Linked DNA regions of Homo sapiens: region 2 is linked to region 1. A link is an interaction called in ENCODE POLR2A ChIA-PET data of the cell type or tissue named here. Cell type or tissue: Caco-2. All regions are shown on one strand. Links, peaks and the distances in the headings refer to the core of each region. The heading gives the core; the rest is flanking DNA.

Region 1 (5,370 bases), core at 181-5,180:
CCACATTCCTTTAACCCTGGCTCCCCAACACCACACAGGCTAGAGGTGAGGTCATGATCAGTGTCAACGAGGTTTGATTCCAACTGTGAATCAAAATTCCTTTTACCATCACAAATACTGTTTCCTCTTGACTTTATGTATTTATCTAGTTAATTGACGGAGGGGGAGTGGTGGGGCTTTTCTTAACTGATTGCAGGAAACTCTGAAATTAAACAAAGAGGTTTATCCGAACTCTGAAGTTGTTCCATTTCTGTTTGTTTTTAGAGACAGGGTCTCACTCTATCACCCAAGCTAGAGTGCAGTGGTACAACCATAGCTCACTGCAGCCTCAAACTCTTGGCCTCAAGCAATCCTCCTGCCTCAGCCTCCCAAACAGCTAGGACTCGAGGCACATGCCACCCTACTTGTCTAATTCTTTATTTCTATTTTGTAGAGACAGAGTCTATGTTGCTAGGCTGGTCTTGAACTCCTGGCCTGAGCCTCCCAAAGCACTAGAATTATAAGTGCCAGCCTTGAAGTATTCTTTTAAGGGTATGCTCTGTGTCTTTTTATGCGAAACACTTGGTTATTTGGAGTACTCTGGGAAGAGGCACAGGTATGAATGCCTGAGGAAGCCTCACTTCCTCTCCAACAAACAAGTGGCCTGTCTCTGCCCTTGTGGGGACTTGGGGGGCTGTCCTCCTCTGGGTAGAAAGCTAGAGGCAGGTTGAGCTCCCGGCTTCTGGACTGGAGTTGGGGGGAGAGGGAAGGACATGGGTGGTACAGAGGCTGGAGTCTGCAGCACCACCCCAGCTGACCAGTGCTGGGCCCAGGGAAATAGCCAGGCTTGCTGAGGTCTCATAGGCAGGAACACACAAGCTGGTCACAGTTCAGGCAGGTGTACAGGGAAAGGAGGATTCCAGCAGGTAGGGCTAAGCGACAGGCAGCAAGCAGGGCTTGAGATCAGGGGAGATGGCACCACACAGAGGGGGCTGGCCCAGTCTGCCAGCCTCAGACAGGGGACCAGCTGGAATTAGTAGTGGGCTTTTTGAGTCCCATTGGGCAATTGCTGTGCAGGGCAGGTGAAGGCAGGAGCTTAGGCCCGTGAGAGGGATGAGAGAGCCAGGGAGGAGGGTGCTGTCATCAAACAATGTCCAGGTGCTCCAGGTAGATACTAGGTCTTTAATAACAGAACTTTTCCAGGGCTGTTGAGTTATTGCCTGCCTGTGAACCTCTACCTCCCCACACTGCACATCAGCAGATTGGTTCCTGAGACTGTGGCTGGGAACACCAGTAGACCCAGAGACAGGGGACTGAAAAAGCAAGATGACAGCAATCCTGACTTACGGCCTACTTGAGCCCAGAGCCCTGCCTGGAAGCACACGGCTCCACTGGCACAGCCTGTGCCCATATGTGAATAGACTTTACTGAAAGGCTCTGCTTCCTCCATTCGTGACTCAGCTTTACTCACACTGGCTGTTTCAAAAGTTGAAGATGTACATCAATGCATGTTTATAATAAGCCTATGAGATCATTTTACAAAATCAAATTCCAGGGACTGAGAGAAAACAAGTCACAGGCAGCAAGTTTCTTCTCTTGGATTTTCCCAATGTGAAAATCTGCAGTCAGGTTACACTGCTAGAGACTCGACTCAGGGGAAGCCCAGGGGAGAGAGTGCAAGCACATTTTATTAGGATAGCCAGAACCCCTGAAAACTTTGATTTAGGGGCAAAGGGCCTATGTTCAAGCCTGGCATTTGCTAGCTGTCTGATACTGGGCAAATCACTGTACCTCTGAGCCTCTCCGTCGGTAGTGAGGATGTAAGGGGGGCTTGTCACTTGTTGAATCCTGGTTTGATTTTGCCTGGCTCAGAAGTGTCTCCCACCCCGCCATCTTCAGGCCTCTCTCCTGAACCTATGCTCCAACTATGAGAGTAATCATCCCACACCGAGGAGGGCCACTCCACAACCCAGGGCTGGTGAAGAGGCTCAACAATAGTGTGGCTATGGACACTCTGTAAACCTGAAAGCTCCACAGCAGTAGGGGTTCCTAGTGCTACCGTTATTCCTGCAAGCCTTAGGCCAGGGTTGGCAAATAGTACCATGCTTCCTCTGCTCCTCACATATCTATGGCAGACATTACTAATCAACCCAGCACTCTCCCCATTGCCTTTTGACTAGTGATGTCTTTGGGAGAGTGGGAGGGAGACAGGAATATTACAAGGAAAGCTGCTTGCCATTGTAGCCTTGTACAAATTTTATAGCTCAGGATGCCAATACAAGGCTCCAAATAAATTCTTAATGCCCACTCCTGGACCAATCAGTTATGATTGGGGATGGGGCAGGAGGTAAAATATATAGAAAGATAGTAGCTACCACTCAAACTACATATTTACCAGAAGGCAGCATGTTTATCTGCTCAAGATGTTCTGTTTTTAGCCTCCAGAAAAGCCACGTCCCTAGGTTCTGAGGGTAGTACCAAGTCCATGTTAGAGATGAGCAAAGAAGCCCAGATAGGTTAAGTGGAGTGGCCAAAATAACCCTGTAGAAAGGGGTAGAACTGTCTGACTCCAGCTTCCAAGCATCTTACCTTTAGGCAGGAAGGCAAGGGTTCCAAACACCCACGCATTCCCCAGGCAAGCTCACCAAGGCCCACTGACCCCAGCAGCCAGAGGACAGCCCTGAAAAGTGAGGGGCGGGAGTCCTTGGCTATGTTCTAAGAACTGAGAGAAGCATTCACAATGAAATCCAGAAGGCTCTTTGGAGAAGTCTGCAGTTTTGGAACAATCCTGCTAAGTCATAGATGCTTTGAATTCCTTAGCTTTTGCCTTCAGAATTCCTGGCAGCTGCAGACAGTGGATGAGTATTCGTGGACAGACACTGATTTCTCCCCTGCTGGCGAAGGCCAGGGCAGGCCAGGTCCAAGACTGAGAAGCCAGCAGACTGAATCTCCACTCTAGAGAAGTCTAGAAGCAGGAAGGGCTTGTGCAGTGGATGCTGTGGTACCCCCTGCCCAGGTGGCCCTGAGGGCCAAGGCACTCATTCTTCCCTCTCTCCCTACCCTCCACACCCCCAGCTGCCTCCCACTGCATGATAGGCCCTGCTGAAGAAAGATGTGAGCCTATCTCCAAGATGACACGCCCTTGCATGGGCACCCAAGGACTGGTCGGTGCACACAGTCAGTGCATACACTTTCTTCCATCTGGACATCTCTGAAGGGAAGAGGCTCTTTCAAGATCCTCCCTCCAGCCCCAGAGCTCCAGGTAGGAGCAGTTGAGGCCACCCTCACTGCATATCACAGCCTAGCTCCTCACCCTGAGCTCTCGCTCCCTCACTGGTGTTGTTCCTGGGCTCACTCCCCAGTAAGCCACCTGCTCATATACCTCCATCTCAGAACCTGCCTCCCTGAGACCAGAACGGGGGCTGCTTGAAAAGAAAAGAGAAAGAAGAATCCTGGAGGTGGGACGCTCAGCGTTCTTAGAAATAATCGCATCTAGCCCCACCACTGCAGAGGGGAGAGAGTTTGCCCAAGGTCACAGAGCCCGTTGATGGCAAAGCTGGCTCCAGGGACCTCTGACCCCCCATTCCCTCCATTCTTGGGGCTGATATTAAAACTGCTGACATGTTTGAATGTTATTTGTATGTAAGCATTTTCTCTAATCATCACAGCACCCTCTGAGGTAGGTGTGATTAACTTCATGTTTTTACAGATGATAAAACAGCCTCCAAGAAGTTGTAAGTGAGTTGCTCAAGGTTGCACTGCTTGCACGTGGCAGAGGTGGGATCCAACCCAGGTCTGTGTGATTCCCACGCCCACATTCTTTGCACGATGGCACATTTCCTCTGGCTGTTTTGGGAAAGAGGGGGTCTTTGGATTGTTATGAGGCTTCCCAGACCTGCGTGGGTCCTATGCCCTGCTACTCTGAGCATAGAACCAGAGGTAGCAGGGCACAGGGCGTAGTTCCCTCCCCTAAGAGAACCTCAGGGAGGCCCTCTGTGGAGGAGGCACACACTACCGGCCTCAGCGAGCCCCGGCCCAGGTGTGGCCCCTGTGTGGAGCGTCTCCTTTGGCAGATCAAGTTCCCGCTCATTCCTCAGGGCAGCCCTGTTACTCTACATTCCAGCCCAGGGATGCCGCAGCTTTAGGGCCAGGATTTAAACCAAATATCCTGCCTCTCCCCAGGGATGTCCCCAAAGGTGGTAGAAATGTGTCACATTCACACTCTGTACACAAGACTCAGCAATGTTGTGATCCAAGATGTGGCTCACTGAGGAGGCAGGAGGAACCTCTCAGGATGACATACAATGAGGGAGCTATGAATATAAAATTCTCATTGCATATCAGCCAGAACAGGAAAGGAGGCATTCCCTCTGCATAAGTGAGAAAGGGAAATGGGCAGGAAGCCAGGTGGGCCGACCTGCCATCCCTGTGGGCTCCTGCACCACCCCCCACATGCACACATCTCTGGACCCCGTGTACCTCAGCTAATAAAGCCTCTACCTGCAACTTCCACCTCATCCAGTTTCTGAACATACTTGTGGACCCTCAGTGCCCCAATGACATTATTTTACTCAAGGCTAGCAGCTAAGATCCAAGGGGCTGTGGCCCTAAGCAGTGGTCTCTCCCCATTCCCCAACACACCTGAGTCTCTGCCTTGGTCTCCTTGCCTGGCACTCTTGTTTCCCAAAGGAATTATTGCTGCTTGTGGAGCCAACCTGCTTGACTGAGGTTTTCACATCAGGCCCAGCCCCTGGCTTTCTTTTCTGGGTGTCAGGGCGAAGGATGTCAGTATCTATGCTCCAAAATCTGGCCATTGGTGTTCCTTCTCAAAGGGAGAGAGTGCCCAGAACTGTGCCATGTTGGAGACAGCAGAGATCTGGGGATCAGTAGCCCAAACACAGAGAGAGGGTGGTCAGACGTGGGCACAGTACTACAGGGCTCCTGTGATGCTCCTTCTGAGCTCCTGAAGCTCAGGCAAGGTTTAGATGGGATGGACCTGGGAAGAAACTATCCCATAGGCAGACATGGCATCCAATATCCAACGTCAGGAAGAAAGTGGGGGTTCTGGCTAGGGACCAGGCACTTGGCAGATTCAAAGCGCCAGAGAAGCATGAAAGGCTGAGCCCCAGGACAGAAGAGGCCTCAAGGGCTGGACTCTGAGTCTTAGGTTGAAGGACGGAACTGCATCTGGACTAGCAGCGACAGTCCTGGAGATGGTAAAGCCAACCAGGGCAAAGAGATGAGGGCTCTTGACCCTGGGATGTTCACATTCTATAATGTGTGGCTGAGGAATGCCAAGTGAGCAATCCCAAAAAAGTGATCTGGGTGGGCAATGGAATGTCCAGGGATGCTGCAAGAGACAAAAGTAAAGGTGCTCAGTCTTGGAGAGGA
Region 2 (5,370 bases), core at 244-5,243, 100 kb after region 1:
CAGCCTAATCAACATAGGGAGTGTGTACAAATGATTTAAAAATTAGTTGGGCACCATGGCTTGCACCTGTGGTTTCAGCTACTAGGGAGGCTGAGGTAGAAGGATCGCTTGAGCTTGAGAGGTCAAGGCTGCAGTGAGCTGTCATCTTGCTCACTCTCTTGCCCAGGTCTCAGAGCAAGATCCTGTCTCCAAAATAATAATAATAATAAACAACTTGAAATAATTAAATTATTACAGGTGTGGAAAGGGAAGATCTCAGTTTCAATGGAGCATTGGATCTATACAAGTCAAGAGGCAAAAAGTGGGCTTTGCTGAAGACTGATGCTAAAGCTGAATTCTGGACAATGAGTAGCAATGAGCCATGTAAAGAAAAGGAAGTGAGTAGGTCCTGAGGCAAAACAGAGTTTGCCACGTTTGAGGAACTGTGAGAGAACTGTTGTTCCCAGTGGGAGAACACTAAGAATGAAATTGGCTCAAAATGAGGCTGGAGATGTAGGCTTAGATTACATAGGTTGGCCAGCATAGGAATTTTAGATTTCATTTTAAAAATCAATGGGGAATCATTAAATTGCTTTAAGTTAGAGAGGAGGAATAGCTGCAGAGCAAATTTCCATTTTTTAAAGATTATTTTATGGGTAAGACTTCCAGAATAGCCACCACCATCCCCCCATCACCACATAACCCCCCCCACCACCTCCCCCCACCATACTCCCACATTCCCCCCATATCCCCCACCACAACATCCCCACCACCACCACATACCCACCACATCCCCCCCATCACCACATCCCCCCCACCACCACATCCCCCCCCACCACATCCCCCCCACCACATCCCCCCCACCACATCCCCCCCACCACCACATCCCCCCCACCACCTCCACATCCCCCCCACCACCTCCACATCACCCCCACCACCTCCACATCCCCCCCACCACCTCCACATCCCCCCCACCACCTCCACATCCCCCCCAGCACCACCACATCCCCCCCACCACCTCCACATCATCCCCACCACCACATCCCCCCCAGCACCACCACCACATCCCCCACCACCACCACCACATCCCCCCCACCACCTCCACATCCCCCCCACACCACATCCCCCCCCCACCACCATATCCCTGATACCACCACCATCTCTGGATCATGGAAGCTGTATTCTAGGCAGACACATCCGAGATGACCAGGGTACTCTTTCTCCACCCAGCCCTCAGTCATAGGATAGAAACTACCTCAGGCATGGCAAGCTGCAAACACTGGCAGTCCAATAGCTCTCTGCCCACATTCCATGTGCTCTTAGGAGAGTTTCCATGCCAGGAAGGTCAAGCCAAGTAGACAAGGGATTACCATCCACCCACCCCAACCCTATTCATAGAGCAAGGGTGTCACATCGATAAGTAGGTCTCCACCCCCAACTCCAGTGCATAGCACAGGGTCTCTGCCCAGAGGAGAGGCAGGCCATGAGATGAAGAGCTCTGCGGCTCTGCCTGAGGGGACCAGCTGTTTGGAACACAGAGTGGAGAATTCCAGGCCTAAGAATGCTGTGCATCATGGACAACATGGGGAAAACCCAGCTCTAAAAATAAATAAATAAATAAATACAAAAATTAGCCTGTGTGGTGGTGCATGCCTGTAATCCCAGCTACTCAGGAGGCTGAGGTGGGAAGATCACCTGAGTGTGGGGAGGTCGTGGCTGCAGTGAGCAGTGATCATGCTACTGCACACTGCACTCCAGCCAGGGCAACAGAGCAAGCCCCTGTGTAAAAAAGAAAAACAAAAAACAACAACGCTGTGGAAAACCATAAAGATCAGGTGGAGAATAATTAAGAGGAGGCTGGTAGCTCCGTTATACAAGCAAAACAGCAGAACAGAAGTTTAATAGAACCAGGGAAAGACAGCTAAAAAGAGGCCTGGTAGGATCACAGTCAACTCTAGGGGTCAAAAGGGTTGTGTGCAAGCACGAGGCTGCCCCCACACAGGAGCAATTGGAGCAGACGTGGGGGCGGACTTGAAAGCATTCCCCAAGCCTCACAGACTCATCAACACAAGGTGAAGCTTTACTGGAACAAGGAACTTAAACAGAACATCTGACAAAACACTAAGTGAACAATAAGCCACTCTGCCCCAAGAGGCAACTCCTATGAAGCCAAGCTTAAAAATAAAATCACACTCAGCCCTGGCAGTCTAGAAGACTGTGTGCACACACAAGGCCGCTTCCTCTCAGGAGCAGTCAGAGAGGAAACTTCCAAGTTACTAGTCCCCGGCTGAATCTGGAACAAAAATGTAAACTTCCTGCCCTATGATAGCTGACTGCACACCACACATACATCCAACAGTAAAAGGTAAAAATTTCACTGGTGACTTCCAGTTTCCAGTCTAGCACGTAAGAAGCTTGGAAGTCACCATTTCATTGTAACAATTAAAAAGCTAAGCACACAGAAAAACCTACTCTTCTTAGATCAGAGAAAGAAGTGAGATTAAGGTGCAAACCTCTGCCCCCCAAAAATTGGAAAGACTGACCGGTGAGTACAGAGAATCACAACTTACCACAGCAGAAACCACATGCGGAAACTTCCTCAGAACCAATGCTGGGGTACAGAAATCTGAACTGTAGCTGATAAATTGCTGGAGATAAAAACTCCATGGGGTCCCAGTCATCAGGGACCCTACACTTTAGTGGGTTTTAACTGCTAGAATCCACAGGGTCTCACAGTGATTTTGGGGAAAAATCTCCTCGTGCTGCTAGCAGAAGAGAGGAGAAAAGGGAACCATTTTGAAGTACACCAGTGCATTTTATTCTTCTTAACAAGGTCTGCCCTCAGGAGAAAGTAATTAACTGGAGCCAAACCAGCTGGAGTTTTATCAGCACCTAACATGGAGGAAGGGAAATACCCAAATCTATTACAGCTGGTTGTAGCCTTCCACGTGAAGGAAGAAAAATACCTAACTCTAGCCCCTTCTAGATTTCCATGTGAGAGAAGGGAAATGCTTAACTCCAGCCCACTCTTGTTATTCTGCTCCGCCTGGGCTGGGAGGTGCCGAGAAGCACATGTGAAGTTCACAGTCCAGAGGCACAGGATCACTAAAACACTGAAAACTACCTATGGGCCTGTAGAACACTTCTCCACCCCACAATACCTTACCACCACATTACTGAAGGCCTGTTTAGGGCGGTTCCTTTTACCTAGAACATCATCTCCAGCCATCATGAAGAAATTATGAGGCATACTCTAAAACAAAGAACACAGTTCGAAGAAACAAAGCAAGCATCAGAGCCAGACTCAAATACGGCAAGAATATTGGAATTATCAGACCAGGAATTTAAAACAAATATCATTAATATGCTAAGGGCTCTAATGGATAAAGTTGGCAGAACACAGTAACAGATGGTCAATATAAGTAGAGAGGTGGAAATTCAAAGAAAAAAATGCTAGAGATCAAAAACAACAAGAGAAATGAAGACTGCTTTGGTGGGGTTATTAGTAGACTGGACACAGCTGAGGAAAGAGTCACTGCGCTTAAGGATATCTCAGTTGAAACCTCCAAAGTCGAAAATCAAATAGGAAAAAAAGACTAGAAAAAAACAGAACAGAATATCTAAAAACTGTGAGACAATTACAAAAGGTGTAAATATACATAATGAGAACACTAGAAGGAGAAGAAAAAAGGAACAAAAAATTATTTTTAAAAGGATAATTATTTTAAATATTTGAAAAAATAATGACTAAGAATTTCTGCAAATTAATGTCAGACACCAAACCACAGATACAGGAAACTCAGAGAACATCAAGCATCATAAATGCCAAAAACCTACACCTAGGTATATCATATTTAAACTACAGAAAATCAAAGATAAAGAAAAAGACCCTGAAACAAGTAGAGAAAATGGCCGGGTGTGGTGGCTCATTCCTGTGCTCCCAGCACTTTGGGAGGCTGAGGCCGGTGGATCACTTGAGGCCAGGAGTTCAAGACCAGCCTGGCCAACATGGAGAAACCCCATCTCTACAAAAAATACAAAAATAATTAGCTAGCCATGGTGGCATGCACCTGTAATCCCAGCTACTTGGGAGGCTGAGACAGGAGAATCGCTTGAACCTGGGAGACAGAGGTTTCAACGAGCCGAGATCATGCCACTGCACTTTAGCCTGGGCAACGGAGAAACTCGGTTTCCAAAAAAAAAAAAAGTAGAGAAAATGAACACCTTATCTACATAGAAGCAAAGATAAGAATTACATCCAACTTATCCTCAGAAAGCATGCAAGCAAAAAGAGAACAGAGTGAAATACTTCAAGCGTTGAAAGTAAAAAACCACCAACCTAGAATGCTGTACCCTGAAAAATTATCTTTCAAAAATGAAGGAGAAATACAGGCTTGCAGACCAAAAAAAAAAAAAATTTGAAGGAATTCGTTACCAGTACACCTGAGTTTCAAAAAATATTACAAGAGTTTCTTTAGAGAGAAGGGAAATGATATAGGTGAGAAGCTTGAATCTATATAAACAAGGAACAGAAGAGAAGGCATACGTGAAGATAAAATAAAAACTATTATTTTTCTAATTCTTAATTGATCTAACAGACAAGTTTATTTAAAATAATAATACCAACAATGTATTTAATTATATATATTTTTTCACTAATATGCTTATGTATAAGTGAATGACAGCAGTGATACAAGGTACAGGAGGGAGGAATTGGGATGATTTTGTTATAAGGTACTCACATTACCCATGAAGTGGTATAGTGTTGTTTGAAAGCGAACATGGAATAGTTGTGAACATAAATTACAAACACTAGAAAAGAAGCAGAGGGGCAAGAAAATAAGAAGAAGTAAAATTGATACTCTAAGAAAGGAGAGAAAATGAAATTATAGATAATGCTCTCTTAAAACCACAAGAGGAAGAAAAAAAGACAAAAATAGGAACATAGAACAAGGGCAACAATGGAAAACCGTTTTTTAAATGATAGATATTGGCCGGGCGCAGTGGCTCACACCTTTAATCCTAGCACTTTGGGAGGCCAAGGCAGGTGGATCACCTGAGGTCAGAAGTTCAAGACCAGCCTGAGCAACATGGTGAAACCCCATCTCTAAGAAAAATACAAAAATTAGTTGGGCAGGGGGCGGGCACCTGTAATCCCAGCTACTCTGAAGGCTAAGGCAGGAGAATCACTTGAACCTGGGAGGCAGAGTTTGCAGTGAGCCGAGATTGTGCCATTGCACTCCAGCCTGGGCAACACAGTGAAACTCCATCTCAAAAAAAAAAAAAAAAAAAAAAATTTGATCAGAAATCAATGAAATTGAAATTGGAAATCAATAGAGAAGATTGATAAAATCAAAAGCTGTTTCTTTGAAAAGATCAACAAAACCAATG

Evidence for each region. ChIA-PET counts read pairs that join two places held together with the same protein. Peaks named below come from ENCODE experiments on the same cell type or tissue, not always from the same donor. Only the 100,000 strongest peaks of a DNase experiment are listed, where the experiment ranks them.
Region 2: POLR2A ChIA-PET joins it to region 1 with 6 read pairs; 2 of 35 experiments call an interaction of 5 or more read pairs at or near these places.

The regions. Positions count from the first base shown.
Region 1 is chr11:12,538,343-12,543,712 of GRCh38, forward strand. No RefSeq gene overlaps it. Among named protein-coding and RNA genes, the nearest start is that of TEAD1, 130 kb to the right of the region's middle. In Caco-2, for the core only: no CTCF peak of the experiment used is centred there; a DNase peak (open chromatin) is centred at 2,859.
Region 2 is chr11:12,640,161-12,645,530 of GRCh38, forward strand. It overlaps LOC105376556 (a long non-coding RNA gene), which reads left to right. Exons shown (of 5, transcript XR_931039.2): 4 at 238-377; 5 at 1,424-1,566. Among named protein-coding and RNA genes, the nearest start is that of TEAD1, 32 kb to the right of the region's middle. In Caco-2, for the core only: no CTCF peak of the experiment used is centred there; no DNase peak of the experiment used is centred there.